Regions from separate parts of the Homo sapiens genome. Here region 2 is linked to region 1. Evidence: chromatin loops called from intact Hi-C (ENCODE). Cell type or tissue: CD14-positive monocyte. All regions are shown on one strand. Each heading gives the region's core, and the rest is flanking DNA. Links, peaks and the distances in the headings are about the cores only. Region 1 overlaps RIN2 (Ras and Rab interactor 2). Region 2 overlaps RIN2 (Ras and Rab interactor 2).

Region 1 (4,393 bases), core at 190-4,189:
ATTATTCTCTTTCTACCACCCCCACATTCAATCCATCAAATTATATCAATTTCTATGTCAAATTGTTCCTAAATTCCCCCGTTCTTTCTAGTTCCACCACTACCACCTCGGTCCAAGCTGCATCATCTCTTGCCTAGACCACTGTAGTTGCTCCTAACTGGTCTTCCTGTTTCTCATCTTGCCCTTTCCAACCACCTCAGTGCCAAGGTGATCGGTTTAGACCATAAAACAGATGTAAAATGGCTTTCTCCTACTTAAGGCCTTCCAATGGTTCTTATCATGGAAGACTCAAGGTGGTGAATACCATGATCTACAAAGTTGGCAAGATCTGATCCCTGCCTGCCTCTCCTCCTGCACACCTTCCTGGCCTCCAGAACTTTCTCTCCATGTGGAGGGCTCTTCCTTTGATCTTTTCATGGCATTCTTGTCATTCAAGGCTCTATCGCTTAAAAAAGACTTGCCCTGACCAACCCGCCCTGATCTGTTTGGCCCCTTTGTTGCTCCCACAGCATTACCTTCACCTGTCTTCATTCTGGAACTGCTCAGTGCTTGGTTCTGGTGTCTTTCTGCCCCACCAGAATCTCATCTCCATGAGAACTGAGATCTTCTCAGCTCCACTCCCCATTTGCAGTACCTGGCATGAAGCGGGAGCCCATAAAAGTTTGTCGAAATAGTGAGTGAATAGATGGGGTCACATTTTAGAACAAGCTTTAAGCGCAAGTGAAGTTTCCCTCCCAGAGTCTGGGTGGGATAAAAGCTACCTGAGACAAGACAACATTTCTCTTTAGTGAGAACAGTGCTCAAATTTCTTAGCCTCAGGACCCCTTGATGCTCTTTAAAATTATTATTGTTGTTGTTATTTTTTTGAGATGGAGCCTCACTCTGTCGCCCAGGCTGGAGTGCAGTGGCATGATCTTGGCTCACTGCAACCTCCATCTCCTGGGTTCAAGTGATTCTCCTACCTCAGCCTCTGGAGTAGCTGGGACTACAGGCACGCACCACCACGCCTGGCTAATTTTTTTGTATTTATGTACAGATGGGGTTTTACCATGTTGGCCAGGCTGGTCTTGAACTCCTGACCTCAAGTGATCTGCCTGCCTCGGCCTCCCAAAGTGCTGGGATTACAGGCAAGAGCCGCTATGCCTGGCCAATGCTCTTAAAAATTATTGAGGATCCCAAAGAACTTATGTTTGTATGGATCATATCTATAAATAGTTGCCATCTTAGAAATTAAAATGAAGGAATTTAATAACGCTTATTTTAAAACAATAATGGACCTGTTACCTGTTAATGTAAATAACGTTTGTATGGAAAATTACTATGTTTTCAAAAAATAGTGAGCAGAGTGGCACCCTTGAGAACAGCCACTGTACACTTACAGTGCCTAGTACGCGCCAGGAAAGACTCTGTTGAATGAGTGAATAGGAGGGTGAAAGATTTTAGACCAGCCTGAAGGGTCAGATGCAGGTGCATGGATAGGTGGGGATCTGAGATGGGGCCGCCTTTTCCCCTAGATGGCCCTGGGGCCCACTCCCCTCCTCCCCACTCATCCACCCCAGCCTCACTCAGTCCTTTCTCTTCCCTTTCCCCAACAATCTTCTCTCCACAGCAGTGCAAAGAATAGAACAAGAAATCATTTTGATGTCGTCAGAAATCAATATGTAAGCTGGATATATCTTTTAAATAAACTCATTTCTATAACAAAATAATCATTGTATGAATTTCAGTCCTTCAAAGGGGGTTCCTTTGGAGGGTTTCCCTTGCCAAATGAATATTGAGGCCCGGTTTTGCCAGGATGTATTTATTCCCGTCTATATTCATGTTGAGAAAGCTAACTGGGTGTTATATTATCTTCCTTATTACAATACTGAAACCTAACAAACTGGGTGTCATATTCTTTTCCTTATTACAATACCGAAACCTAAGTTCTTCCCCTTTCTAAGGAGAAGCTGCCTCCTCCCCCTTTATTTTTTCCTCTGGCTAGAGGAAATTCACAGAGCCAAGATTAAAAAAAAAAAAAAAGAAATAGAAAAAGATGGTCATCTCTGTTCCTATTGAAAAGCCTGAGTTCCCCGGGCGCTGTGGGCATGCCACGCCTCTCCACTTCCTGACGTCATACTATTTTTGTCTTTGAATAGCTCATTGACACAATTGCCTCGGAGATCGGAGAACTGAAACAGGAGATGGTGCGGACAGATGTCAACCTGGAAAATGGCCTGGAACCCGCTGAAACCCACAGGTGACCAGAGACACGGTTAGGTGATGGGTGCGAGAAAGGGATCGAGTGAACCCTGGCACTGCCAAGGGCTGACTTGCAGTCACTCCTCAGAAGTCTGGGAGCTGGGAGTGTGGTAGCAGCTCTAGATGAAATCCTCTGTAGGAGGTGGGAGTGGCCTAGGAACTAGTTGTCTGCTTGTTTATTTTAATCACTTTGAAGGCACTTGAACTTTATACTCTCTCAATTCCTCCTGGCACCAGAACCCGGAAACCTAAAATTGTCTGTGCCATATCCACCTACTCCCAATGATGGAAACAGTAATGCAGCAAGATCCAGCGTGTGCAAAGTAGAATTCAGTGTAGCCGTGTGAGTCTCCAGAAGGCTTACAGGGGAGCAGCTAAAGAGGATGGACTCATTTTGCATTCTCAGGTCAGAGAAAAACCCCAGCAGTCTCCAAAAAACCATTAACCTGAAAAGCCGTGCAGTGATTGGAAACTGGATGTGGTTGTAAATTCGATACAAAGGGAAGGCGGCGTGCTGTGCTGTTGAAGGCGATACCTGTGCACATACTGCACACCGTCTGAATAGGAGGCAAGGGACTGGTCTGTACCTGGAGAAAGGGGGTGCAAAGGTCGGGGGGTGGTGGGAAGTTGAAGGTGACTTCTTCCAACTTTGATGCTAACAAGATAACAATATAATGGCTATAAAAAGACACAGACACTTCGTGCCTTAGAGGCCAGATTTGTTAACAGCTTCCCCTTTCTCCCAGAAAGTGGGGCTGAGCCTGCCTGGAGCAGTGTGAGGCTGAGATTTATGGAGTAGGTTTTGCCTGCAAGTCATGCAACAGGCAGGCCAGCCAGATGGTTCTGGTTGTCCAGGCAAGTTTCAAACCAGCCCGACTAGTTCCGCCATACGCTGACGGGAGAGAGCAACATCCCAGGGAGGCACTTGCAGCTGGAAGGTGGTACTTTGATACCCGATGTCTCTGGGGGAACAGCACTCACCCTTAATTCTCTGTGCCTTCCTTTCCTTTCCTTCTCTACAAAACGATGGGGGTGAACCAGATGGTCCCCCTGCTCCTTGCAGCACACCCAGCATTCTATGATTGTTCTTGACCTCAGTGTGAAAGTCTTATTTTTTCCCCATAAACTAGACAAATGCACAATGATTTTCAGGTAGTGACTCTCTGCCTCACCTCCAGAGTAGTTTCAAACATCGTGGAACTTTAGCCAGGGAATTTCTCTATCCTGTGCCTTGTTGAGCTAAAATTTAATTGGGAGTCTAGGCTGATAACAACAGAAAAGAGAGCTTTGGTAGCACTGATTTCTTTCATAGCCAGGAAAGGCGGCTCTGTGAGATCAACCCCAAGCTCCACAGATGACAGACACCCAGACACAGAGCGGCGGAAACCTTTCCCCTGCATATAAGCACAGGGGATTTTGGGGGTGTGAGAAGGACGTTCTGAACATGTGAGGGGCCCTCAAGATCTTGTTTTCTGACTCCGGTGGGTATTAGAGTGAGAGCTGGGTGGTTGCTTAATCTTTAACATTTCCTTCCATCTTTTCCTTTTCAGAGGTAAGAATAACTGTAAGCAGTCCACAACAGCCTTTTTTCCCAGATGAATGTCACTTTGAATGCTATGTTGCTTAATTCATGAATTTATACATTTGCAAAGGCATTTTATTTGGCTTTTTTTTAACAGAAAAGAAAGAGGAAAAAGCAAGATGAGTTGTCTTTATTTAACAATATAGATCATGTTGGCCATGTGGCAACACTGTTCATATTAAACTACTGTTCTAAGTCGCTTATAGCGACTAACTTACGGAATCTTCCTAGCACTTCCAGGAGGGAAAGCTCTTTAGGGCCTGCATTTGACTGATGTGGAAACTGTGTGCTGTGGGGAAAAAGCTACACAGTTTTGGCTTCTGTGCTGGAGTGTCTTGCTGATTTTTTAGAAGTAGTGAGTTTGGTTTTAATTTCTCCATTTTGTCCAATGGAGCTGTCAGGAGGGCCAGTTCAGTTATTTCTAAGATCAAGGAAAAGCATAGCTGTGGCCACAATTCAGCCTGGCACAGAGCAGCAGCCAAAGGGGAGAGGAGGGAAGAGGAAAGCAGACCAGTAGGTAGCAGAGTTGCTTTCAGCAAAACCCCTGGAGAAAGAAGTGGCGAGCACCGC
Region 2 (4,393 bases), core at 260-4,259, 67 kb before region 1:
CAGGCATTAGATTCTCATAAGGAGCACAGAGTGTAGATCCCTTGCATGTGCAGTTCACAATAGGGTTTGTGCTACTATGAGAATCTAATGCCACTGCTGATCTGACAGGAGGCAGAGCTCAGGTGATAATATGAGCAATGGGGAGTGGCTGTAAATACAGATGAAGCTTCACTGCCTCACTCACTGCTCACCTCCTGCTGTGCAGTCTTGGGGGGTGGGGGACCCCTGATATATAGGACTGATGAACTCCAAGTTCAGAATTCTTGTAACCTCTGAAAAGAAAAAGGATATATGATAGACAGGACTCCACAGGGCTGGGGAGTGCAGAGAGACATGTTACATCTTTAAACCTTTTTGTATATCTTTAACATTGCATACAAAATTCACAAAACACATAGCCATATATGCTTTTTATATCAAATTTCAAGCTTTTAAAAAACATTAACGTGAAATTGTGTTTCTAGATTAATTTTGGATATTTTATTTTATTTTATTTATTTTGAGACAGAGTCTTCCTGTGTCACCCAGGCGGGAGTGCAGTGGCATGATCTCAGCTCACTGCAAGTTCCACCTCCCAGGTTCAAATGATTCTCATGCCTCAGCCTCCTGAGTAGCTGGGATTACAGGCAGGCACCACCACACCAGCATAATTATTGTATTTTTAGTAGAGATGGGGTTTCACTATGTTGACCAGGCTGATCTCGATCTCCTGACCTCAAGCGATTCTCCCGCCTTGGCCTCCCAAAGTGCTGGGATTACAGGAGTGAGCCACCATACCTGGCCAGATTAATTTATTTTTCAACACACATGTTAGTGTTTTGCTGTGCGAAAACGTTAAACCATCACTAAGAATCTTGTTTATTTTTATTTTTTTTTTTGTTTAATGGAATGCATTTTTACATTTTTAAATAATTTCAAATTTACACAAAGTTTGCAAGTATAGTACAGAGACTCATAAGATGTCAGTTATCCAGATTAACACATTTTAACATTTTACCATATTTGTTTTATTTCTCTTTTTTACCTCTCACTCCACACACAACACGTGCACACATGCTCATGTGCACACACACACACTTTTTTCTAAACCATTGGACAGTAAGTTGCATGAGTCACGCCTCTTTACCACTCAATACTTTAGTGTTTACTTCTTAAGAACAAGGACATATTTTTACATCATCACAATCCAGTTACCAAATTCAGGAAATTTAACATTGATGCAATACTTTAATCTGTTGCCCATATTTCAGTTTTTCCAATTATCCCAATAATGTCATTTACAGCATTTTTTTTCAGTTAAGCATCCAACTGAGGATCATTTATTGAATTGAGTTGTCACTTCTGTTTAGAGACTCCTTCACTCTGAAATGTATCCTTAGCTTTTGTTGCCTTTTAAGACCTTTACGTTTTTAGAGCATGCAGGCCAATCATTTTTGTAGAGTGACCCTCAGTTTAGGTTTGTCTGATGCTCCTCACAGTAGATTCATGTTTTGCACCCGTGGCAGGAATGCCCCAGAGTGATGCGGTGGCCTCCTCAGTCCCAGATATCAGGAGGCACATGTGGCAGGTTTGTTTTATTCCTGGTGACACCAGCTCCAATAGTTTAGTTAAGATGGTGGTGTCCACCAAGTTTCTCTGCAGTGGGAGAATTTTAAGAGTTGTGGTTTGTCTAAAACTGAGAGATGAATCAAACTGGGAGGGTATTTAGACTTTGCTGGATGATGGCCCCAAAGCTGCTCTGAAAATGCTGTGCAGCTGGGTGAGCCGGCCTGCTCTCTGAACTGCAAGGCGTTTTCGTGGGACAAGAAAGGGCAGCATCAGCAGCCTGTTCTGTGGCTGGGGCTGCAAAAGCCATCAGTGTCGTCATGTCTGGCGTGGGGCATGCTGGTGCACAAAGAGCCGAACCAAGCTCCACAGCAGGAACTGACACCAAGCCAGGCCCCAAGGAGGCCTGTGAGTGTGGCCAGTTCCCTGCTTTGGTGACGTGATATTTATGCACCACGGCTCTTCTGAGGTTTCTCCAACTTTCCCATATAAAATGAAGATGGCCTTTCTTCTGAGCCAGGGCTGCCCAAGTGGCAGGCCACAAACCACGCATCGCCTGACCCAGGCTGGGGCAGCAGCGTCTCGGAGAAAAACAGGAAATTGGGACATACGCGCTTTCCACCGCCTGGCTACGTTATGAGTTTCTTAGTGGTTCCATGTGGCTTGAGTAACAGGGTAATTTTCCTTAATGCAGTAAAATACCCAAAGGAATGAAGATGTATTTTATTGGACAACGTTTTATTTTAGTAAATTATTTAGTGTCCAGCACTGTTTGAAGTACTCTTACAGATTCGCTCCTGAATTCATACCACACACTTTCACTGGGCCAGGAAACACGTGAAATGAGCAGGGCAGGTCTTAGGGTTTCATCCGGGTTTTATGATATGCTGGGCAGACCGTGAACATTCGACAACAGGCCGTGCTCCATCCTGTAGGGGCACACAGCCTATGTGAGATAAACAGACAGCTATAATCATGATGTTGTGGAGGCTGTCAGAGGGACCTTGGGGACCCAGAAAGGGGAAGGGCTGATAATGGGAATAGGTAATGAAGGGAAGCTAGCACAGAGATGATCTCTGACCTAAGTCTTGAGGGATAAAAAGGTGTTCACTAGCTGGGCATGCTGGCTCACACCTGTAATCCCAGCACTTTGAGAGGCCAAGGGGGGTGGATCACCTAAGGTCAGGAGTTCAAGACCAACCTGGCCAACATCGTGAAACCTTGTCTCTACTAAAAATACAAAAAGTTAGCTGGGTGTGGTGGCATGTGCCTCTAATTCCAGCTACTCGGGAGGCAGAGACAGGAGAATTGCTTGAACCGGGAGGTGGAGGTTGCAGTTGAGCCGAGATCACGCCACTGCACTCCAGCCTGGGTGACAGAGCAAGACTCCGTCTCAAAAAAAAAAAAAAAAAAAAAAAGTGTTCACCAGGTGGTGAGGCATTTTAAACAGAGACTGAGTGATGTATACAGAAACACGCAGGGTGGATGAGTCTGCGCTGGAGAGAGGGATTAGAAATGCAAATAAAGGTTTGAATGAAATTGATGAAGACCATATACGCTGTGGCAGAGTTTGGACTGATGTCAGGGCCACCTTGATTAGATTTTGTGTTTTAGGCAGGATTTCCCAAACTTGAGAGGAAGGGTTTCTGGGGAACAAGACCCTCACTATTCCTTCAGAGGTTACTGACTTTTGTGACATGGTGAGGTGGGGAGACGAAGCCACGTCATCACTGGCCACACTGAAGATGGGTTAGCACTGACCCCAGGGAAGGGCCAAACCAAGAGATAGAAAAAGCTGGGGAAATGGGGCCTGGTTGAATTGTGGAGCTGCTGGATTGGCCCATGCCACTCCATGAAGCCTCCACCCTCACCCTGGACTTTAGGCCATCCCTTAATCACTTTTACTGCTTAGAGATTTTTAAGCTTTTATTTTGTTCTTGGGTTTTTTTTTTTTTGAGAGACAGGGTCTCGCTCTGGGGCCCAAGCTGGAGTGCAGTGGTGCAATCACAGCTACTGCAGCCTCGAACTCCTAGACTCAAGTGATGCTCCCACCTCAGCCTCCCAAGTAGCTGGGAATACAGGTGTGCACCACCATGCCTGGCTAATTTTATTTATTTATTTATTTATTTATTTATTTATTTATTTATTGTAGAGAAGGGGGTTCGCTATGTTGCCCAGATGACAGTGCTGGACCCAAGCAATTCTCCCGCCTGGGCGTCCCAAAGCATTGGGATTACAGGCGTGAGCCACCTCACGGGGCCAAGTTATTTTGAAATAATGTCAAACTTCCAGAACCGTGGCAAGAATAGTTCTGAGGACTCCTCTGTACTATTTGCACAGGTTCACTGACCTGTGCCATTTTGCCCCATTTCCTGTATCAGCCTCTGAACCAGGTTAGAGTAGATTGTAGCCATCAGGCCCCTTCACCACTTACTGCACCAGTATATACTTCTGAAGAACATGGAGGTTCTCCTACATTCCCACAGTTCGATGACCCAAGAATGGAGCCTAATCATCATATGATACTTTGATCTAAACCCGAGATGCCAATTGTTATCATTTTTCCCAATAATGTCCTGTATAGCATGTTTCTTTCTCTAGTCCAGGAACTAGTCCAGATCATGTCTTTTGCAGGAAGGTGTCAGGCCTCTTTAATCTTTTTTAAGAGTGATTCCTCAGGCTAGGTGTAGTGGCTCAAGCCTGTAATCCCAACACTTTGGGAGGCCAAGGTGGGTGGATCATATAAGGCCAGGAGTTCAAAACCAGCCTGGCCAACATGGTGAAACCCCATCTCTACTAAAAATACAAAAATTAGCCAGGCACGATGGTGCACGTCTGTAATCCTAGC

What was found. A loop is a pair of places that touch in the nucleus more often than their neighbours do. Peaks named below come from ENCODE experiments on the same cell type or tissue, not always from the same donor. Only the 100,000 strongest peaks of a DNase experiment are listed, where the experiment ranks them.
Region 2: it touches region 1 in a loop (2.6-fold over the local background); 1 of 110 quality-filtered maps calls a loop at or near these places.

Annotation. Positions count from the first base shown.
Region 1 is chr20:19,932,961-19,937,353 of GRCh38, forward strand. It overlaps RIN2 (Ras and Rab interactor 2), which reads left to right. Exons shown (of 13, transcript NM_018993.4): 4 at 2,139-2,239. Among named protein-coding and RNA genes, the nearest start is that of NAA20, 82 kb to the right of the region's middle. In CD14-positive monocyte, for the core only: no CTCF peak of the experiment used is centred there; DNase peaks (open chromatin) are centred at 2,031 and 2,991; H3K4me3 peaks cover 2,922 bases; H3K27ac peaks cover 4,000 bases.
Region 2 is chr20:19,866,142-19,870,534 of GRCh38, forward strand. The region is part of intron 2 of RIN2 (Ras and Rab interactor 2); the gene reads left to right. Among named protein-coding and RNA genes, the nearest start is that of RIN2, 110 kb to the left of the region's middle. In CD14-positive monocyte, for the core only: no CTCF peak of the experiment used is centred there; DNase peaks (open chromatin) are centred at 1,120, 2,110 and 2,430; H3K4me3 peaks cover 930 bases; H3K27ac peaks cover 2,835 bases.